2 separate regions of the Homo sapiens genome follow, and region 2 is linked to region 1. Evidence: chromatin contacts called from ENCODE Hi-C or POLR2A ChIA-PET data. All regions are on one chromosome and are shown on one strand. The core of a region is the stretch at or near the end of the contact, and the rest is flanking DNA. Distances in the headings are between cores, read along the strand shown.

Evidence for each region. Hi-C counts contacts between places; a loop is a spot of excess contacts on that map. ChIA-PET counts read pairs that join two places held with the same protein, here RNA polymerase II (POLR2A). Pooled maps may share reads with other maps.
Region 2: a pooled map shows a loop between it and region 1 (3-fold over the local background). The contact joins the enhancer-like site here to the promoter of MRPS15 in region 1. A Hi-C loop is called at or near these places in 1 of 50 pooled maps. POLR2A ChIA-PET finds 5 or more read pairs at or near these places in 2 of 52 experiments (BJ and GM10248).

The regions. Positions count from the first base shown.
Region 1 is chr1:36,458,883-36,465,915 of GRCh38, forward strand. MRPS15 (mitochondrial ribosomal protein S15) reads right to left here and starts at 5,502. Exons shown (of 8, transcript NM_031280.4): 1 at 5,264-5,502; 2 at 4,924-4,968; 3 at 3,206-3,281; 4 at 2,382-2,430; 5 at 1,810-1,894. The coding sequence starts at 5,393. RefSeq lists enhancers at 4,510-5,413, 4,809-6,008, 5,408-5,657, 5,414-6,315.
Region 2 is chr1:40,000,847-40,007,978 of GRCh38, forward strand. No RefSeq gene overlaps it. Among named protein-coding and RNA genes, the nearest start is that of CAP1, 36 kb to the right of the region's middle. RefSeq lists a silencer at 4,790-4,849. Within about 2 kb of position 2,470, at least 2 of the 41 ENCODE cell types and tissues checked have a DNase peak (open chromatin) inside an H3K27ac peak, as active enhancers do.

The DNA.
Region 1 (7,033 bases), core at 4,252-6,751:
ACAGCAGGCCCTTCCCAGTACATACTGAGTTCTGGGAGCACTGCAGAAAGTGCAGTGGGAACCCTGACCCCGACCACATGGCTCCATCACAGCAACTTAGGTGTAGAGTGGAACAACACAGAAAGATAGGCCTTGGTTCCTGAGGGGTTCTCTAGAGCAGGCACTATGCTAGAAGCAACTGGCATTCAGAAAACTGAGTAATAATGGAAAGGCAGAAGTGACATCTGTGGGCTGGGCGTGGTGACTCATGCCTGTAATCCCAGCACTTTGGGAGGCTGAGGCAGGTGAATTACTTGAGCTCAGGAGTTCGAGATCAGCCTGGGCAATATGACAAAATCCTGTCTCTACCAAAAACACAAAAATTAGCTTGACATGGTTGTGCATGCCTTTGGTCCCAGCTACTTGGGAGCCTGAGGTAGGAGAATTGCTGGAGCCCCAGAAGTTGCGCTGTAGTGAGCCATGATCACACCTGCCACTGACTGCATTCCAGCCTGAGTGACAGAGTGAGATCCGGTCTCAAAAAAAAAAAAAAAAAAAAAGAATCAAAACTTGTGCTTAAAGACGACCCCAGTAACCACCTTGCCAGTCCAGGCCATTTGTTCCTGCCAACCTGGGGATTTCAGTAGTGATAATGCAGAAACAGGTGAGGAAAGATAAGCAGGCCTTTTGTGGCTGAGCTGGTCCCTAGCCCAGGGCTTTAGCAGGGCAAGGGAAGCTGAAACTCATCTTCTCAAAAGAGGCTATGGAGGACCCTTGAGTCCAGTTCTCAATGGGGTTTTAGTATCCAAGATGAACTCACCAGACTTTAATCCCTGGCAGAGGGAGAAGAAAAGAATGAAGGGAGAAGAATGAAGGCAGGAGGGTGGAAGAGGAGGAGGAGGCTATAATATAGGCCAATGGCAAAGGAGAGAAAGTGTGCAGATCCTCTGCAGGTCCACTAGTCTACCTCACTTGCTCTCAGTGGGCAATGAAGAGAAACTGCACCCAGAGAGAGGGGGAAATGGTGGTGCTTTTCACTCACATCTAATGAGGACTACTGCCAGTTCTAGCCTGAACCAAAGTAGCAACATTATTCCCTTGGGAATGCACCATGGTGTCTGTCTGGCACAAGAGGGTTCAAAATGTTGGTCTTATTTTTTTATTTTCGAGACGGAGTCTCGCTCTGTTGCCCAGGCGAGAGTGCAGTGGCGCGATCTCGGCTCACTGCAAGCTCCGCCTCCCAGGTTCACGCCATTCTCCTGCCTCAGCCCCAGTAGCTAGGACTACAGGCGCCCGCCACCATGCCCGGCTAATTTTTTGTATTTTTAGTAGAGACGGGGTTTCACCGTGTTAGCCAGGATGGTCTTGATCTCCTGACCTTGTGATCCACCTGCTTGGCCTCCCAAAGTGCTGGGATTACAGGCGTGAGCCACCGCGCCTGGCCTAGTCTTACTATTATTATCACACATCGTGAGCTTTAGTTTCCAAGGTGTGTTTACATCCCCTAGCTGCCTCTCACAATGCTGCCATGAGGTGGGTAACATTACCTCTGCTCTGCTCTCCCTTATTCCCCCATTTCCAGATGAGGAAGCAGGGGCTCCAAGAGAGGGTTGGTGACTTACCCAAGCTCACACAGTGGTACAAGGTCCAACTGGGTGTTGACTCCAGCATCAGAGCTTGGGATACAGGGTCCAATTTTCATTGCCCTAGGTCCTTCATGTCTCTCCCTTTCCCCAGCCCATGTGCATGTGCTTGTAGACAAGAGCCCTAGATCAGGTCCCAGCTAGCAGGCTTCCCTACACCCCCACTCCCCAAGGGTCCCCGACCAACTTCGAGCCTCCAGGGATCTGGTGTCCTCTGGGTTTGCAACAATCTTCTTCATAAACTGTTCTTGCTTGATTTTTAGCATCTCCTTCTGTTGAAGACAGAGACAGAGAAAATCTGTGGAGTCTGCCACCCTCTAAGAACTAGCCCTCCTCCCCCCAAGGGCCCTGGCTACAGTTATAGCAACTAGGGCCATAAGGCTCAGGGCCTGACTTCACTCTGCTCACTGTGGCCTTGACCAACCACATGGCTATCCACATCCAGGTGAGCCCAAAGCCAAAGCCACTGACAGAGGAAATGACTTGTTGCATGAATGTCCCCAAAGCTTGCTCATTCATTTATGCTCATTCATTCATTCACTGAGCACCTGTTTGTCAGGTGCTAGGGGTATGGTGGGGGAACAAAAGTGTCCCTGCCCTGAAGATGCTCTGTCTAGGGATATTGACAAATGGAGGCAGAATGACAGTGGGCTAAGTGCTGTGACTGGAGAAGCATGAGATGCGGGGTGCTAATCAGGGTAGAAGGGAGTCCCAGAGGAGAAGACTGCGGGAGGCTGAGGCTTGGCAGAGGCTGCTCACCTTGTTGGCCATTTCCAAAGACAAGAGTCTTTTCACGACATCATCAACCCTGTGGATAAACCACAGCAATGAGACAGACATTGGGGGAGAAGAGAGGAAAGCAATGCTGGTTTCATTTTAGTTTGAAAAGCAAAGATGATTGAAAAATTCCTTCTGTAGCAAATGAATCTCCCTGGAGGTGGGGAGCCATTTCCCAGGGATTAAAAGTCAGTGTGGATCTGGCTTGCTGGGCTGAAACTACAGAAACTGGGGCTGTCAGCTCGACTGTTCCGGTCTCATCACAGGGAGGGCAAGGAGAGGATTTCCATTTTAGCTACAACATGGTTCAATCTGTTTTGAGACATTTCAAGTTAAATTGCACAGTGGGAGGGACTGACCAGCTCCCACCACACTGCATAGGAGCTGAGCAGAGGGCCTCTGGCTTTGGTGTCAGTCAGCCCTGGATTCAAACTCTAGCTCTGCCCTTTAGAACTGTATGACACTGGACAGCTTGAAAATCTATAAAATGGGGACATACAGCTTTTGTGAGGAACAAGAGATGAGAGATTTCTACAAAGACCTGTGAAGTATGTTAGCTCCTTGGAATCTAGTGGTACAGGGTGTTCATCTAGAGTACAAAAAAACCCCCAAGTAGCCGAGCTCCATGAGTGCCATCTGCCTTGCTGACCACCCACCCTCACCACACCTGGACACCTGGGCCCCTGCCTCCTTCTAGATCAAGCTTCAGCTACAGCAAGCCAAGTCTCAAAGCCACTGTCTTTCCCCACTCCCCGACAATCCTCCCAGGGCCCCCTGCCTCCTCTACTAGGTTTCTTCCTGCTTACTTCTCAATTCCAGGGACATTCTGGTAGTCTTTGAGCAGCGTAGAGGGAGGTGGGTCATCATCCAGCCTAGACTGGGCTGTCAAGTAAATATGGGGATAGAAAACACCCAGAGTCAACTCTCGCTGCCCACCCTCCCAGACCTGGCTCTTTTCACCCACTCTCCAACTCCAGAAGGGACATTCAGGGTCTCAAGCAAAGCACTGGATATCTCTCGGCTCAGTTTCTCCTTTGCAAACTCCGTGGGCACCTGCTTTGATATTTCATGTTGCGAGTAGGTGGCTTTTCCCAAGACCCTACACTGTGCCTGCACCTTTCACACACCTATCTGGCTCTACAGTTCTCAGATCCCCCACTAGGATGGGTCCTCCTGTGGATAGGACAGAGTTTGACTCCCTTGGAATCCACCATAGTCTGGCCCATGGCTCAGCCTAGACTAGGCACTCAACAAACACTTGCTGGCTGACTGCATGTATGAATTAAGGGGGTTGAGGAAAGGCAGCTAGCTGTACGATGCCTGAAATGTAAGCACCAAGTAGAGATCACAGGAAAACCTCAGTCTTGGTGTGTGCACCCCTGCTATCCCTTGGAGATGAGGAAGAGGCATAGAGTAGATGGACTTATCCTCTCCAGTCAGACCCTGCTATGCAAATAACATTAATGGGCCTCTTCTGTCTGTAACAGCTCAAGTTGATTCTGATAGGGAGGCAGAAAAGAATTATATTAAAAATATATTAATAGCAATAAATTCTACTTATTTTATTTTTTGTAGAGACTGGGTCTTGCTATGTTGCCCAGGCTGGTCTTGAACTCCTGGCCTCAAGTGATCCTCCAGCCTTGGCCTCCCAAAATGTTGGGGCCATGTCCAGCCAATAATTTCTTTCTTTTTTGTTTTTTTGAGATGGAGTCTCGCTCTGTCACCCAGGCTGGAGTGCAGTGGCACGATCGGCTCACTGCAACCTCCACCTCCCAGGTTCAAGCGATTCTCCTGCCTCAGCCTCCTGAGTAGCTGGGATTACAGGCGCGCGCTACCACACCTGGCTAATTTTTTTCTGTATTTTTAGTAGAGACGAGGTTTCACCATGTTGGCCAGGCTGGTCTCGAACTCCTGAACTCAAGTGATCTGCCCACCTTGGCCTCCCAAAGTGTTGGGATTACAGGCGTAAGCCACCGCGTCCGGCCCCAGATAATAAATTCTAATATATACTATCAATATATTTAATTGAGCACAGCGTTAAGGGTGCTTTTCGTGTATTATCGCTGAATCCTAACAATCCTTGCAAATGGATACTTTCACACTCATTTTAGAAATAAGAATCAGAGAGAGGAAGTACCTTGCCCCATATCATTTACCTAATAAGAAGGATCTTAACTACTATGCATACTGAGTTGCAATGGGAAATTACATCCTGCATCTCAGAAGCGCAGACACAAAGTGCCATACTCTAGGTAGGCCTGGGTGGTGCCAGCCATGCACTCCCTCTGGGAAGCTCATTTTCACTCATTCACCTGGAAAGCTCCTGCTCCCGCCCTTCACACCCCTCTGTCCCCATACAGGCTGCAGGCCTAGGGCTTTGTGTAAGGTGGACGTGGGGTCTTTTGCTCAGGACCTCTGGCTCACCTCATCTAGTGGCTCTAATTCGCCACATCGGTCCCCTTACCCACCCCAGCCTTCCAGGAGGTCTCTCTTCCGCCCCAAGTCCCACCTTAGGAACTCCTACCTGGTTTCCGGACGACATATCCGCGCGCGGCCTGGAGGAGGAGACCTACGCAGAAAAGAGAGGGCTGAGGACCATCTCCTTAAATAGCCCACCCCTCAGTTCCTTTCTGTGCCCCTCGCATTGCCCGTCCGCCACGGTCTATGCGCTTCTGAACCTAACCGCTGCCCCATTTCTTCCCTACCCCTTGTCTCTCACATCTTGTTTCACCTCTTGCGCAACCACCGCCCTTTCCCCCTTATCCTGACCGCTGTATATCTCCCCTACTCCTGTGCTTCCTTATTCCCTATCTTCGCCGAACCCTGTTTCCCTACGCCCGCCGTCCCATTTCTCAGCTCCTCACTTCGAGGCTGCAGGCCCCACTGGTTGAAAGGAAACTTGGCGCTCCCACCGCCCGGCAGCCCGGGTACTAGGACCTGGGTAACTGCCCGGGTCCGAATCAAACTCAGCGTCCTCCACGCGACCCTCAGCATGGTGACCTCTAACCCCCGCGGGGCCCGCGCCGCGGCCGCCGTTCGCTTTGCGGCACGGACCGGGTTACATGGGCGCCGCCATGCTGGCCCAGGATCGACCAATCGAGGCAGTTGCAATACCGGAGCAGACGAAGACCGAGAGAATGGATTAGGTGGCGTGACTCTGATGACGCAACGCACGGGGCGGAGCTCAGAGACCGGGTTCCCGCTGCGCGTGATCGGGCCGTGGTGGTTGTGTGCCCACGTTTAGCAGCGTGCTGGGGTGCTGTATAAATTCTAAAATGCCACTTTTTGGAGGGCATGCGTTCCGTCCTTAATCTCATTCCTGGCCCTCGGGCCAGGGTTATTTTGGGAGGTCCATGGCGCCTGCGGTAGCCTTCTACCCCCAACCCAATCCCCTCTCCACCCCACCTCACCCCTCCCTTAGACAAGGATGGGACCGTGTAAGAACTACTACTGGGTTTCAGCCATGTCTCTGGCAGCCTCGTAGCCTGGAGACTAAAGTCGCTGAGTTTGGAATCGCACAGTCCTGGTCTGGAATCCTAACTCAGCCATTTACTCAACATGTGATCTTGTGGGCAAGTCACTTAACCTATGTGGGCCCTGTAGGGATAGTAATAACAATATCTCTCTTTTAGGTTGTTGAGAGGATTAACTGAGTTGTATGCAGACCACCTGGTATATAGTGAGCATTTAGTAAATCTTTACGGTGACGTTATTTGTGAAATGAGTGGTGTAAGGGTGGATACAAATTAGAAGAAAAAGAAAATTTAATTTTCCCTGGCGCAAAAAGGGAAAAGACTCCTTCCCCTCACTTTTCTGAGAGCATTTACTTTAGAAAACTTGTAATTGTGAATACTTTCTCTACTGCTTTGCGATGAATGTAAATCTTCTTAAAAGGTAAATAAACCTCTTGCCAGTTTTACAACCCCGGAATGTTTTTCTCAAGGACCTGGGGGCCAACCCTTTGAAATGTAATAATTAAGGAAGATAGTGCTCTCTCTCAGTTCCTGTGGGAGGGTAGGAGCCTAACTTCAGTTGGTGCCTAGCTCTTAGTTGCAACCTACCCTTTGTTATAAAGATAGGGGAAATCGATTTTTCCTTTGGATAAAGGCAATTAGCAGACACAGGTGGCTTCCCACTTACCAGGTAAATTTAGAGTGAGGTGCAGCCAAGTCCTCTTGCTTGAGGACCAGTTATTGTTTATCTTGAGAAAATGGATACAGTAAGTTGTATTCACTTTGCTACATAAAAGAGTAAGATTTTTGTCTCTTTGCAGTCTCTTTAGTGGATCACCAGTGTATCACATTCCGGTTTAATGCTTATTCAATAATAACACTGTTTTCTTTCTTTTCTACCCTTGTGAAGAGGTTTTCTGCGTTGGCAGGGGATTTTGTCTTTAATTTTATTTCCCCAACAGGGGTTAGTTTTTCCAAAGTCTCTTCACCGTGTCCCACCGCACTGTCACTCCCCCCGTGTAACCCATGCCACTGTGCCCTAAGGATCAGTTTTCAAGTCTCCACCACTAGAATGCAGCTCTCTGAGGGTGAACTGAGCTGAGTCGTTTGCATAGGGCCTAGATACTGAGAGCTAGCAGAAGGAAGCAAGGGAAGGAAGGAGGGAAGGAAGGAAGGGAAAGG
Region 2 (7,132 bases), core at 1,220-3,719, 3.5 Mb after region 1:
GCATGAGAATTGCTTGAACCTGGTAGGCAGAGGTTGCGGTGAGCTGAAATGGCGCCACCGCACTCCAGCCTGGGCAACAGAGTGAGACTCTGTCTCAAAAAAAAAAAAAGTATATGGATGCTGATGACATGAGATGGTTAGGACAGAAGATTTCTCATCCCGTAAGCAACCTGATAACCTCGTACCAGCCAAATGGAAGGCCACAGGAGCTTTGCATTTGCTGCTCCCTTCCCCTAGTTCTTCATGTCTCCTATTCCTGGTAATTGTCATAAAACCTAGGAAGAGGAACTGAAAGCTTGCTTTCAAACAGGTGGAGTCCTTTAAGAAAAAGAATACAACCGGGCACGGTGGCTCACGCCTGTAATCCCAGCACTTTGGGAGGCCGAGGCAGGTGGATCATCTGAGGTCAGGAGTTCGAGACCAGCCTGGCCAACATGGTGAAACCCCATCTCTACTAAAAAATACAAAAATTAGCCAGGCGTGTTGGCAGGCGCCTTAATCCCAGCTACTTGGGAGGCAGAGACAGGAGAATCATTTGAACTCGGGAGGCAGAGGTTGCAGTGAGCCAAGATAAAGCCATTGCACTCAAACCTGGGGGACAAGAGCAAGACTTCTCTCAAAAAAGAAGAGAAAAGAAAAAGAATACAAAAGTATGAATACAAAATTAGGTACAAGTTCTTGGAAAAGTGTTTTGCAAGTAAGGGTTCTTAAATTTTAAGCTTCCTTAGCTTCATGGTAAATATGCCTCTAAGCCTGCCTGAGATTTGGGAAACTTCTTTCTGCCTGCTTTATTTCTGGCCATCAGTCCTTCTGGAAGGCAATGTGGAAAAGGACCAAATTCCACCATATTAATTACTGCTGAATGGGTAGCATAACATCAGAGCAGGAAGCCTGGATCATCACAGAAACCAGCCTTTCACTAGCTCATTAAAGGTCAACTTTGAAATGAGAGAAACAAGTAGAAATAGCAAGAATCTATCCGGAAAACATCCGGGTTATTATGACTATTTTCTCAGCATTATGCTGATTGTTCAGAGGTTGTTTGTACTGTATTATGAAGTGTGGAAAAGAGCCAAGATGATTAGGCCAACCTCTGTTATTTATAAGTTCCCTTGGCAGTAAGATCTCCCTCCTTTTTTTAAAAAAAAAAATTAATTTGCTAGGGATGGAATATCACACCATTTTTAATGAGATGGCCCCTGGCTTGCTATAGTATAGCCAGGGATGACACAGAAGCTATGTTTTCCAGCTATCTTTTTTTTTTTTTGAGATGGAGTCTCGCTCTGTCACCCAGGCTAGATTGCAGTGGCTGATTTTGGCTCACTGCAACCTCGGCCTCCAGGGTTTAAGCAATTCTTCTGTCTCAGCCTCCTGAGTAGCTGGGATTACAGGCGCTGGCCATCACACCCAACTAAATTTCATATTTTTAGTAGAGACAAGGTTTTGCCATGTTGGCCAGGCTGGAAGCTGTCTTTTAAATTGACCTGTGACTATATATCTGATGTGATCTGATTTGTATTTTGAAAAGTTCCCCTAGCTGTTGTGTGGAGAGCTGATAGTGGGGACAAGAGTAAAAGCAGGCAAATGAGTTAAGGGGGTATTGCAGTGGTGTAGGCAGGAGATGATGTGGGTTTAGCGTTGGTAGGTGGGACTTCTGATAAGTGGTTGGATCCTGGATATCTTTTGAAGGGAGAGACAACAGGACTGCTAAAGAATTGAACGTGAGGTGGGTGGGGTGGGGGTTGAGAGATGGGAGGAAAAGAGGATTGAAGGTTGCTTCCTAGAGTTTGGCCTGACCTAGTAGATGAAATTACAGAAAAAAGGAAGATGGCTGGGCGCAGTGGCTCATGCCTGTGATCCCAGCCCTTTGGGAGGCCGAGACGGGAGGATCACTTGAGGTCAGGAGTTCGAGACCAGCCTGGCTAACATGGTAAAACCCCATCTCTACTAAAAATACAAAAAATTAGCTGAGTGTGGTGGCACACGGCTGTAATCCTAGCTACTCGGGAGGCTGAGGTAGGAGAATCGCTTGAACCCAGGAGGTGGAGGTTGCAGTGAGCCAAGATTGTGCCATTTCACTCTAGCCTGGGCGACAAGAGCAAAACTCCATCTCAAAAAAAAAAAAAAAAAAGAGAAAGAATAAAGAAAAATGGAAGATGAGGGTAAACACATGTTTGAAAAAGACAATTGAGAATTCTTTTTTTTTAAAGTGAAATAGTTTACTAAATTGATTGAGTCTAATTCAAGAATTCTTTTTTGATCATGAAATTGACCAGGTCTATGACTCCACAGTCTAAGGGATACCTATTCTAAACAATGTAAATTTTCAAGTCAATCACTAAAATAGTCATCAATTAAATACTAAGCTCTATAAATGCCAATGCAAATGATATATTCACAGAAATAAATTTTATTTCTATTACCCTGACATAGAGAAAGCCATGTCGAGTCAGTGTTATAACTAGGTCAGCATAACCAAATTCCACTTCCTCTGGAGACTTTCAAGGCTTAAAAATAACATATAAGAAGAAGTAAAACTCAAATAACCACTGTATTTGTGGGCCAAGCAATAATATGTAAAATGCAACTCTTGAGGTTTCATTATCAACAGTAGACAATTCTGAATGATAATCTTAAATGGGCAAGTCTGATATATCTTCATTAATCAATTAATTTCTTTATTTTTGTAACTATCTCATATGCAAGCAAAAAATGCACTCAACTCCTTCCAAAAGGAGACAATTCATGTCCGGTTATGGCATTCATCCCTTCCCTGGTTACATTCATTCATTCAACACACATGTAATGAATGCCTACTATGTACCAGCCACAGTGCTAGTTTATGGGAACACAATTATGAGCAAGACAATCTATGAAGCTCGTAGTCTAGTTGGAGAGACAGAAAAGTAAACACACAGAACATTCAATTCAACATCTGCTGACTATATAATCTGAAGATGTTCTTGTAATAAATATTTAGAAATGCTGGCCAGACTGGGCACAGTGGCTCACGTCTGTAATCCCAACACCTGGGGAGGCCAAGGCGGGTGGATCGCCTGAGGTCACGAGTTTGAGACCAGCCTGGCCAATATGGCGAAACCCCTTCTCTACTAAAAATACAAAAATTAGCCGGATGTGGTGGCAGGTGCCTGTAATCTCAGCTACTTGGGAGGCTGAGGCAGGAGAGTTGGTTGAACCTGGGAGGTGGAGGTTGTGGTGAGCTGAGATGGCGCCACTGCACTCCAGCCTGGGCTACAAGAGTGAGACTCCACCTCAAAAAAAAAAAAAAAAAAAAAAAAAAGAAAGAAAGAAAGAAAAAGAAATGCTGGCCAAAATTTAAAGAAATGTAGAATGAAGTTGGAAGAAAAAAAACATCTCCAGGGTCCAGAGTGAAGAAAGAGCTGAAACCAGACAGATAAATAGTTTACTAAAGTGATAGAAACTGATCAACTTAGAGCAGAAGATGTAGCTATGCTGGGGAAGGGCTATAATTCCAACAATCTAAAATATTCTAGGATATACCTAATATGGGAGGGGACTACACAAAGGCATGGATCAAGAGGTGAGAGTCATTTGGTGCTACCTTGAAGGCTGAGTTCCACAACCTACCTGGCAAAGCGCTAAACCAACTGATGTGCTGGCCAATCAATGGCAAGACAATGTGATTGGGTGGGGGATGAGAGAAGTCATAAGTACCATGATCAGTTCCATGAATGAGGACTGTAGCTTCTACCAGTATTCCTTCCTTGCTGTGTCATGGATATTTTTTCTCCTTTATTGAGGTATAACTTACTTATAGTAATATGCAGAAAGTCAGATATATTTTTAAAGTAATTTTCTTTCTCTTTTCTCTTAGAATCGTGTGGTATGGGTTGATGATGGTTAAATTTGTAATTTAGTACACAAATTGTAAACTATAGAGAGGGGTCATGATGGAACTAGGAAAGAAATAAATGAACATGGGTTGTCTCCTTTTAGAAGGAGTTGAGTGTATCTTTTGTTTGCATCTGAGATAATTATGTTAGGCAGAGGCATTTAAAAAATTGTATATGGCATTTTAAAAAGTGGGAAGACGTTGCTTGGCAACCCATGGTTGGAATGCAGAGGACATCTGTTGTTTTTCTCTATCAGCATTCTACCTCTTTCTCTGGAGAACACCCCCTCCCCCACTACACACTGGTTTGGTGGGGCTGTCAATCATTGTTCAATGCCCTTCCTTAGTCAGGGGATGATACTCAATCCCAGCTAGATCAACTGGAAGTGATTTCTCTGGAAGAAAATTTTAGTGGGAGACAGGAAGACAGAAAACTTGAAGCTGATTCATTTTCGGGCAGTATCCTGAAGGGATTTCCTATGAGTTTCTGTTACCTGCATGTCCAGAACTGCCTTGATTCCTGTATATCTTGATACTTGGCTGTTCGCACGGTTCTTTTTTTTTTTTCCAAATTGTCTTTTGACTCTGTGAATTTTCACATTTTCTTTCAATAAATTCCTTTATGTTCTTTTTTAAGTTAATCAGAGTTGGCTTCTGTTGCTTGTGGCCAAATAATTTTAATTAGTACTTAATCTCTTGGCATTAGCTCAATTAAGAGGGTCCCATTGCAAAGAGGACCCAAAAATGAGATAATATTTAGTGATTCAGTATTTTCAACAAATGCATATTGCAATTTTCTCCTCAGGCATAACTCCACAGTATCTGAATTGGAAAAGGTTTTAGAAAGGGTACCAGTAATTCCTGACACATTGTATTCAGGACCACTATCTGAGGTATGGCCTCACAGGTTTTGCACTACAAAAAACTCCTGGAAGTGAAACTTACACAGGTTATGGTGTGAATGGTGCTATTGGTACTGTGCAGTGAAGTGTCCTGTTACATTCAGTCCCTATTGCTGAATTTGGCTTTTTGTGCTAGCCTCATGCAGCTTCCTCCTCTTGAATTTTCTCTCAAACCCACAGTTGAGTTCCCTGCAATCAGTCAGGGCTGTACCAGCCCATCAGATCAATTTGTATGTGTCTGAATCAGATGGTGGACAGAGATCAAGACTTTGTTTCTCAAGAAGTTCCTAGAAAATCAGTGGATATACTGAATGTAGAAAATCAGTGGATACACTGAATGTTTGTGTACTTCCCAAATTCATATGTTGAAACGGTAACCCACAGTGGCGGTATATGGAGATGAGGCCTCTAAGGAAGTAACTAAGGTTAAATGAAGTCATAAGTATGGGGCCCTATCTGATAGGATTAGTGTCCTTATAAGAGACACTAGAGGACTACCTCCACCCCTATTCATTCATGCATCGAGGAATGGCCATGTAAGAACATAAAGGTGGTTGTCTGCAAGCCAGAAAATGAGCCCCTACCAGGAACAAAATTGGTTGGCACCTTGATCTCAGGGTTTCAAGCCTCTAGAACTATAGGACAATACCTTTCTGTTGTTTAAGCCGTTCATTCTGCATTATTTTCTTATGGCAGCTTAAGCAGGCTAGACAGATTTAAATAGATATGTAGAGGTGGAGAGAAGGGTATTATTGGATTCACTCATCAAAAGCACTGACTCTGAAGTTATGTTCAATCTAGCCATCTTGCTACATAAAGAAGTGGAAATTAATTGATTGGGCATTTGTCGAGGGAAGGATAGACAGATGAATAAAAGATATGGGACAGGAAAGAACTGAATTTTGCTGTATTTTATGTTTTCTTTAACATATAATCCATTAATATCTTGTTATTGAAGCAAGGTAATTATTACACCACCAGCACCACACACACATACATAAACACATGAGCGTTAAAGTCATTAGGAAAATGCAAATTAAAACCACAATGAAATGTCACCCCACACCCACTAGGATGGCTACAATTTAAAAAAAAAAAAACAGACAATAACAAGTGTTGGAGAGATTGTGGAGAAATTGAAACCCCCATACGTTGATGGTAGGGATGTAAAATGGTGCAGCCACTGTGGAAAATAGTTGGCACTTCCTCAAAATGTTAAACATAGAATTTCCATAAGGCCCATACGACCCAGTCATTCTTTATTATTATTTTATTATTCTTATTTTTTTGAGACAGAATTTCCCTCTGTCGCCCAGGCTGGAGCGCAGTGATGTGATCTCGGCTCACTGCAACCTCTGCCACCCAGAGGTTCAAGCAATTCTCATGCCTCAGCCCCCCATGTAGCCAGGATTTCAGGCAAGCACCACTATGCCCAGCTAATTTTAGTATTTTTAGTAGAGATGGGGTTTTGCATGTTGGCCAGGCTGGTCTTGAACGCTTGAGCTCAAGTGATCCGCCCACCTCGGCCCCCCAAAGGGTGGGATTACAGACATGAGCCACTGCCCCGGCCGTGACCCAGTCATTTTACTCCCAGGTGTATACTCAAGAAAATTGAAAACAAATGTTCATACAAAAGCTTATATACCATATTTGCAAACTATTCATCCAACAAGGGATTAATATCCAGAATATACGAGGAACTCAAACAACTCAACCATAAAAAATAAATAATCCCATTAAAAAGTGGGCTAAGGATATAAATAGATATTTCAAAAGAAGACATACAAATGACCAACAGGTATTTGAAATAAATGCTCAGCATCACTAAACATCAAGGAAATGCAAATCAAAACCACAATGAGATATCATTGTACCCAAAAAGGAACGATTGTCATCATGATTATGATTATTATTGTTATTCTAAGAGACAGGCTCTTGCTCCATTGCCCAGGCTAGAGTGCAATGGAATGACCATAGCTCACTGTAGCCTTTAACTCCTGAGTTCAAGCAATCCTCCCACCTCAGCCGCCCCAGTAGCTAGGACTACAGGCATGCACTACCACACCTGGCCAATATTTTAAAAATTTTTCTAGAGATGGGATCTTGCTATGTTGCCCAGCTGCTCTCCAACTTTTGGCCTCAAGTGATCCTCCTGCCTCAGCCTCCCAGAGCACTGGGATTACAGGCTTGAGCCACCTCACCCGGCTGAGACTCCATCTCTACAAAAACATTAAAAATTAGCCAGGTGTGCATATATACACCATGGAATACTATGCAGCCATAAAAAGGATGAGTTCATGTCCTTTGTAGGGATATGGATGAAGCTGGAAACCATCATTCTCAGCAAACTATCACA